Regions from separate parts of the Homo sapiens genome. Here region 2 is linked to region 1. Evidence: chromatin loops called from intact Hi-C (ENCODE). Cell type or tissue: PC-3. All regions are shown on one strand.

Region 1 (4,000 bases):
TGTATGTATTATATTGATAAAATAAATGCATTAAAAGAAATCATAAAGGTCCCTGACATAGTGGGTATGATAGCAGGCTACGCAGGTTGTAAGAAGGGAGGGTGAGAGGATATGCATCTCCATTTTCATCTCATATTTGTCCCTTGCTTATCTCTCAATACAGGGTTAATATGGTGTTTTTAGGCTTCATTGCAATATGAACTAGTAATTGGACCTGTAAGATCTGTTCTATTTTCCTGTGATCCTGTGAATACAAAGAAAATTTTGAGTGGACATCAAAAGTAATGGTGATGGAGATAAGCTAGGAAGACATCTCAGCAGCTTAAGTAATACTTGTTTACTTTCGAGGTGTCAGAATTCTCCTTTTGAAAAGTCAGGTATCTTTCTACTGTGGCTTTTCTCTTAATTCATAGCCTCTTAGACGGTGAGAAACAGTGACGCTTAATCTGGAGATTCTGATTTTGGGCAGTCCAGGTAATCGCTCATGCCATGTCTTATTCTCTCAAATTCTTTGCAGGAAATATTTTCCCTTTTCCAAATTCTTCTTCATCTCTGACTTAGAGAATGGCCCAGTCAATTCCAGGGTCCTTGTCTCCACAAATGGAAGTGCAATTTATGAAAGCTCAATCCTGCTGCTATGTGAAAACATCTACAGTCACAGAGAAGAAAACAAAATGCTGGGATGAGACAAAGTACCAGTTACAGCATGTGACTGAGGTAATAATGAGCAAGATGACATCAATAGTATCATTTTTTAAAAAATAGCTTTTGCAATAATAATGACTATATTTTAATTTACTATAGTTTGATTTACTGGATATTAAGAGCTACTATCTTATAGCTCATCTCTGATCTTTGATAACTCTACAGGAATATATTATTTTCATCTCCACTTTAAAGATAAGGAAACACAGTTCAGAGATGTGCCATATCTACATCTCAGTTTAACAATAAGTCAGTGGGGTTTGGGTTTCAACTCAGGACTGTCTGACTTTAAAGGCTGTGCTTTTTGAATAGTAACATAATTTGAATTTTTGGTGGCTACTTCATCCAATGTCCAGCCATCCAGTATTTTCTGAACATCTGCTGTCTTAAGCACTGTACTGGCTTCAATAAGGCACATGTAGCTGGACCACACTGAACATACCCTAAAGGATCATATCATCTGAGTGGAGATGGGGAGAATCGGATATAAAACTCACTGTTATAAATGCAATACCATACATACTAATTTGCCTAGGACCATCTTGATTTTTTTGTCACAATAATTATTAATAGTATTTCTTTTCACTCTCAAAAGTGCCTGGGTTTGGGTAATAAACTATCTGGTTATTGTAGCAGATGCTGCCAGGTCCCACTCATATATCCCATTGCTCCTACCATCTCAGTCTGCTCCATCTGATTGCCAACTTCCAACACCAGTATTTCTTTTGACTGGGGCTTTCTTTTGCCACTGGAGCTTGTTTTGCTAGTAGGACAGAAGTGCTGAGGAGTGAATGCCCCCTGGGAGCAGCCCTCTAGCAATGACTGATGATTAGTCAGTGTATCCATACTCCAACCCCATCACCCCTTGAATGAGATAATTGAAGTGTGTATCCTATACTGGCTCCCCTGTTCCCCACAGGACTAAGTTCCAGTTGTCCACAGCGGTAACTGGCTTGAAAATGCACCTTTTATTGGCTGCCTTTCCCATCTTGTCCCTCTTCCCCACCACCCTATCATATCTTCCTGTAACTTCCAAATAACATCTCTACATTCAGATACTTGTCTGGGCCTTTCCTCTTGTCAGTAATCCAAACTGGAATACCCCTCTTATCTATAGAAAAGTTAAGGACTGAGTGGTTTGGTTTAAAGTACAACCTTCATGGGTGTAGTGAGACTTGACCTTGACATTTGGATATGATTTAGGTAACAATGTGAGGGAGGGAGGATAATACAGATAAGGGTGGCCAGGTGCAAAAGGAAGGCAGATGATGAAAAAGGGTACAGACTGGGGATGGACATTTGTTCTGGGAGAGAAAGACAGACTATAAAGCAGAAAACAGAACTTAGGCCAACAAAGACTAGAGAGCAATCACAGATGTTTGAGCAGGATAGTGAAATGTTGGACGCACTATTTTAGGATACCATGTTTGGCAGTGGGCAGTCCGACAGGATGAGGAGAGAGCTGAGTCAGACCAGCCAGTGGGGAGAATGTTGATGTTATCTGAATAGGAAGAGATGAAGGCTGAGCTCAAAGTGGAGGAAAAAATATAGTAAGAAAGAGTGGTTATGAGTCATTTCAAAGGTGAATCCACTGGATTTAGTAGGTGACTAGCTACAAAGGATGAAGGACAGAGATGAGTCAATGGTGACTGCTCCCCTCAACCTACAACCACCCTATGATTCAAGCTGTGAACAACATGGATGATAGGCTGACACATTTAAGAGAAACCAATTCTCTCAAATATTAAAGTGCATTCAGTGTCTCATTGTGTTTCTTTTCCTTTCCAAGGCCACCCCGAGTGCCTGTTGAATGGTTACTCTCTAGAGTGTACTTTTCTTTAATTAAATGACACTGTGGTTAAGAACTCAGGCATTGGGCTCAGGCCGAGCAGGGTTCAAATTTTAATATAGTTTCCTGGGTATGTGGCCTTAAGCAAGCTTAGTAATGTTTTGAGCCTCAGTTTTCTTTTCCTTTTTTTTTTTTTTTAATGTGGCTATAGTTAATCGGTTTTTTAAAATGTAGTGTTTTAAGAATTTAATGAGATAATATGCATAAATGTTGTCACAGTATGTGGCACCTATATAAGTGCTCAGAAAATGATGCCAATTATTATTAAACTGGTAAGAGCAGGCATTACACTTGCTCTTAGCCAAAAGTTCAAGAAGCATTTATGCCAATTACTATTAACAAGGTGAGGTGAACTGTCTGACCATGTCTCAGAGTGTCTGTAAGTAAAGAGGACTATTAAAGTATATCTGTAGATCAATGTAGCTAGCTAGATCTCCCCACCCCACCCTCTCTCGTTTTCTTTCTCTATCTTTATTTGAGGCCCAGAAACAGATAATACTGTTCAGCATTCTGCAGGAAGCCCAGCATCAGGAATGCGGATGAAGAAATAAAGTCTTAGCTCCAGACAATTTTTTCATCTCTAGATAGCTACAATATTGGGGAGTTTCTATTCTATTCTTTGTGCCAGAGATCATATCCCATTTCATGGATGGCTTTAGGTCAATAAATAGGTCTATTTTTTGCTCTTCAAAAGACTCCCAGACACAATTCATTTCAAACAAAAGTCACCACCCACCATCCTGCTTTTCACGCTCCTGCCCATGAAAATGATTCTCTGAACACAGAGCTCTCACCCCAGTCCAGGGGCTCAGTGGGGAGGATAGAGGTGTGAATTCTAACTGACAGGCCTGAGCTAAATAGGAACAATTGTCTTGCAGGGGAACGGTGGCAAAGGGGATGCACCCCGTCCCCTTTCAGTCTCTTCTGAAGTCAGTGCTGGTTGATTCTGCAGCTGGTGGATTCAAAATGCAGCAGTTCAGAGTGGTCATTTAGTTTGAAAAGAGCTCTGAACTGACTAGGAAGTCCCAGGTGGCACTTTTTTTGAACTTTGTGGGCGTGCCCGAGGCTTTCTTATAATCCAAGGAGTAATTCTGAGGCGAGCTGGTGGGGCCCTCTGTTGCAGCCTCTTACCTGCAATGGCAGTGTTTCCCACAGGCCCTCCTACTGCCCATTGCAGGGCTTCAAGGGAGGCAGGGTGCGTGTGGACAAATCCGTGGATTTCCTCAGATTTCATCAGAGATGACCAGGGTGCTGGAACTTCTCAGTTTGACCTTCTGTGACCAAAGTCTCCCACAGGACCAAGTTCTGTGATTTCTGATACTTAACAGATATCCCCAAATGCTGGAAAGGCCTCTCCTAAATCTCCTCAGTATCAAAATGGCAAAACCCTGAAAAGACTGCTTATCTCTGTTCTCAGGGACTTAGTCCCTCAGCTGAGCTGGGGGA
Region 2 (4,000 bases), 300 kb after region 1:
TAATGCATACTGAAAGTGAACCCATGGGAGTTTCACTGGGGATTATGTGGCCATGACATGTAGAGTCCAAGTTCTTATGGGCTAGCACCATTAAAATCAGGCAATTCCCTACCTCTTGAGTGGGATCAAGTCAGCACAGCTGACTTTATGACCCTGGTTAGTAAAAGCTCTGACTTGCAAACCCCTCTCCTTACCCTCAGGGGGAAAACGTTTTTTTTTTAAAAGCAATTTTCATTGTCCATAGCCTATTTTCCCCTTAGAAGACAAAAAACAAAAGACTCCCTACTCAGGTAAGCAACAAACATTTGCTGAGTGTCCACTATACTATGCACTGGAAATACAAACATCAAAAGGACGTGTCTCTGCCCTTGAGAAACTCAATATTCCTAGAGACAATGAGTAAAGAGACAATCACAAGGTAACCAAGAAGTACCTGAATGGAGATTAACTGTTTGCAGTGAAAGTAGAGAGAAAGGGTATCTACCCCAATGTGTGATACTAGAGCTGAGTTTTTAACAATAAGCAGATGTCAGTCAGGGGACAATTTTAAAGAAGCAGATTCCAGGAAGAATCACAGCATGAGAACTCAGAGGCTCAAGAGGGGAGAATGTGATTCAAAGACCACAGGGGTGCAAAGAAGCAGTGATGGGAGGTGAGAAGAGTAACAGGCAGAGGGAGGGTCATGGGAGCCTTGCCTTCCACGGCAGAAAGCTTGGGATTTTTGCCCCAGTCTAACTAGAAGGAAGAGGGCAGAACATAGCCTTTAAGTCATGGTCACTGATTGCCTCACTTGGCAGCGTGTCCTTTTAGCTTCAGGTCATTTTCTGTTTATTCATGGCTCAAACCTCCTAACCTGTAACATAATAGATGACCAATACAGAATACACCTCTTATCAAACCCTCTCAGGGAGCAAAGATGTGGAGAGATGGATGGTGTTATATCTGTGCCCTTATCCATTTCAGGCAGGTAGCATAGACTTTGGGGATTTGTCTTGTATTTGTCACACACAAAATAGCAAAGTGCTTAAGAATACATTTCAGATGTTAAGTAACCCATAAAGAGAAACAGGAACTGGACAATGTGAGAATTTAGTGGTGAAGTTTAGAGGAACATTTTTTCACTATGATGGGATGTGGCTGACATTTTTTAGTAGGGTAGAGAAAGAAATTACAAGTTGAGAAAGATAGGGTCACCATTTTTCTCACTAAGCTAGAAATTGTTTACGAAAAACAATGAAGAATGTGATATTTGTGTCTAACTCAGTACTGTTGGACTGACAGGGATTAGAATAACTAGACAGACTCATGTTTGTTTTTAGAGAAATTGAAATTGAGTATGGATATATAAGCTAATCTCAAATACAGAATATAATGCATTTTTTTTTTCCAAGACGGAGTCTTGCTGTCGCCCAGGCTGGGGTGCAATGGCACGATCTCTGCTCACTGCAACCTCCGCCTCTCGGGTTCAAGCGATTCCCACATCCCTAGTCTCCCGAGTAGCTGTGATCACAGGCACCCACCATCATGCTTAGCTGAATTTTTGTATTTTTGTCGAGATGGGGTTTCACCATGTTGGCCAGGCTTTGACCTCAGGTGATCCACCTGCCTCGGCCTCCCAAATTGTTGGGATTACAGGCGTGAGCCACCGCACCCAGCCTGTAGTGCACTTTTTATCTTAATTGGGAATTGAACAGGAATTGGGACATTCTCTTATCCCCAATATTTGCCAAAATGGATGATCATACAGTAAATATCCAGTTTATTTTTTTTACTGTCAGCCATCTTGGACTCTCCATCCCTTAATTTTGGAAATGCTTTTCTGCCATTTACAACCATGGTTTCCCCTTGCCTGATCTAGTAACAACTTCATTTGTTATAGTTGCTACTGAATAGAAAAAATGCATGCTGCAGACAAATTATCACTGGTTCTGAGTTTCTTAATTTCCTATCATTCTCTCCCTGCAAGTCAGGAAGTGTGCATGAATTTGGCAAGGGGGAAGGGAGATTATATATCACATAGTTTATGAGGTTTTATGCTTACTGTAGAATGAGAATACAAGTATATGATTTATAACCTGTAGTGTACTTAAAGCACACTTGAAATTTATTTCAGGGTTTATCTTGGATAGAGAATCACAAATCAAATAAGGCTTTGCCCCTCTGATTCAGACTAACGTCAGGTTGAGCTGTCACATTTCAGAATCGCTGGTGCGATAAATCTTCCATTTGGCGGCAGAAGGGGAGAGGGATTATTTGGTAATGAATCTGGAGAGTTGAAGGGTATGAGCGCATATGTATGCTTGCAAGTATGTGCACGTACGTGAGACTATTTGAGAACACAATCACTGTAGCCTAACAATGCAATGACACTGTGATACTGGATGCCTGAGTTCCAACGACTTCACTTTTTCAAGACGCCCTCCGTAAAATCCTCCTCTGACTCTCACTCATTATGATATCTTAGGTCTTCATTACTTCCCTACCTAGATTGTATTTGTCTCTTTTCTGGTCTCTCTGCCTCCTGCCATCTCCTTTTCCAGTTTATTTTCTTTACCGTCAAGCCCCTCTTTACCTCCGTCTCTGCTTCTTCATGTCACTCTTCTGCTGGAAGTCTCTGACTTGCTTCCTGTTCCCTAGTCCCATATAGCAACAGTTCTCAACCCGGTCAGAGTCAATGACCACTATTTATAGTAAATATAATATTTAGGAGAATAATATACCCTTTACTCTCCTAAAATGAAACCAATGAAATACATGACCTCCCTATACAGTTTTGTAAAAGGCAACATAAGACTTTATATACAATATGAAAGAGAAAGTTTATAAGAAAAGTTTTATTATATAAATACTTGAGCATGACAGTATTGGAATACATAAGGAAGTGATAAGATTCTTGCATATACTCTTAGAAACACAGTGAATGTAGTCTATGAATGCAGACTATTATAAGTAGGTGATGTTAGTGATGAAAACAGCAACAGTGTGGTATTAATGATATACTTTTCAAAAATTATGAACTTTTGCGAATACTCTGAAGAAATCATTTTTCCCTTGCTTTACATGGTAGTAGAAAACTATTAAAAATGGCCACAAAATATTTGGCATTGGTATGTTAAACAGTTAGGTTCTGCGCTTGAATAATTATAACCAAGCTTCTTACCTCATACATTTCTACTAGGACATTTGAAAGTTGTGTAAAACATGGGACACAGTTCAATGTCACTCAAGATTGCTCTACACAGTGCAGGGCAGCTGACACCTCTGGTTTCCACCTACTAAATGCCAGTAGCAACCCTCTCAAAATCATGAAAATCTGAAACATTTACCCAAATTTCCTAGGTATTCCCTAGGAATGTTGTACCATTTCCTTGAGAACCACTGTCTCACAGGATAAAATCTTACCATATCTTACCAATCGAATCTTGTCTCTTTGGCATCCAAAGCTCTCCATGTCTGAGTAAATTGGGCCAGAGGAGTTAGGAAACACTGGAAATTGGGTACTGGATATCTTTCACTAATCAAATTGACAAATCACTGTAGTTTTTAATGTTGATGTCTACTGTTGGTGAGCGTCAGGAGATTCCTGTAAGCTATTCATGGGTAAATTTTGTACCATTTTTCTGAAAAGCAACATTATAAAACATATCAAATATCTTATCTTTCAGCAATTCCTTTTCTAAAAATGTATTAAGTTATAGAAATATGGAGGAGAAGCTACTAAGACATTCATAGGCATTATTTTAAAATAGCAAATATTTCAGAAGAAACTATTCAACTATAAAGAGCTGGCTAAATTTTAGTACATAACTTATAAACAAATTTGTAGTGTCCAGACAAGATTGTGTTTCAAAATAATTCATATTAAAAAGGGGTTTAAAACAGCCACTGTAGTATATTAATATCGAAATTTTATGCTTAAGTATACTTAAGTACATGTAAAATACTATGTTTTAAGGGTGCATAAGAGGTGCCAAAATATTTTTAGAGATAAAGTTGCAGG

Evidence for each region. Hi-C counts contacts between places; a loop is a spot of excess contacts. Peaks named below come from ENCODE experiments on the same cell type or tissue, not always from the same donor. Only the 100,000 strongest peaks of a DNase experiment are listed, where the experiment ranks them.
Region 2: a loop joins it to region 1, with 12 times the contacts of the local background. A loop is called at or near these places in 2 of 110 quality-filtered maps.

The regions. Positions count from the first base shown.
Region 1 is chr3:31,075,567-31,079,566 of GRCh38, reverse strand. No RefSeq gene overlaps it. Among named protein-coding and RNA genes, the nearest start is that of MIR466, 84 kb to the left of the region's middle. RefSeq lists a silencer at 3,853-4,000. In PC-3, no CTCF peak of the experiment used is centred here; DNase peaks (open chromatin) are centred at 1,526 and 2,286; H3K4me3 peaks cover 873 bases; H3K27ac peaks cover 2,732 bases.
Region 2 is chr3:30,773,472-30,777,471 of GRCh38, reverse strand. The region is part of intron 14 of GADL1 (glutamate decarboxylase like 1); the gene reads left to right. Among named protein-coding and RNA genes, the nearest start is that of GADL1, 120 kb to the left of the region's middle. In PC-3, no CTCF peak of the experiment used is centred here; a DNase peak (open chromatin) is centred at 2,211; H3K4me3 peaks cover 1,024 bases; H3K27ac peaks cover 1,750 bases.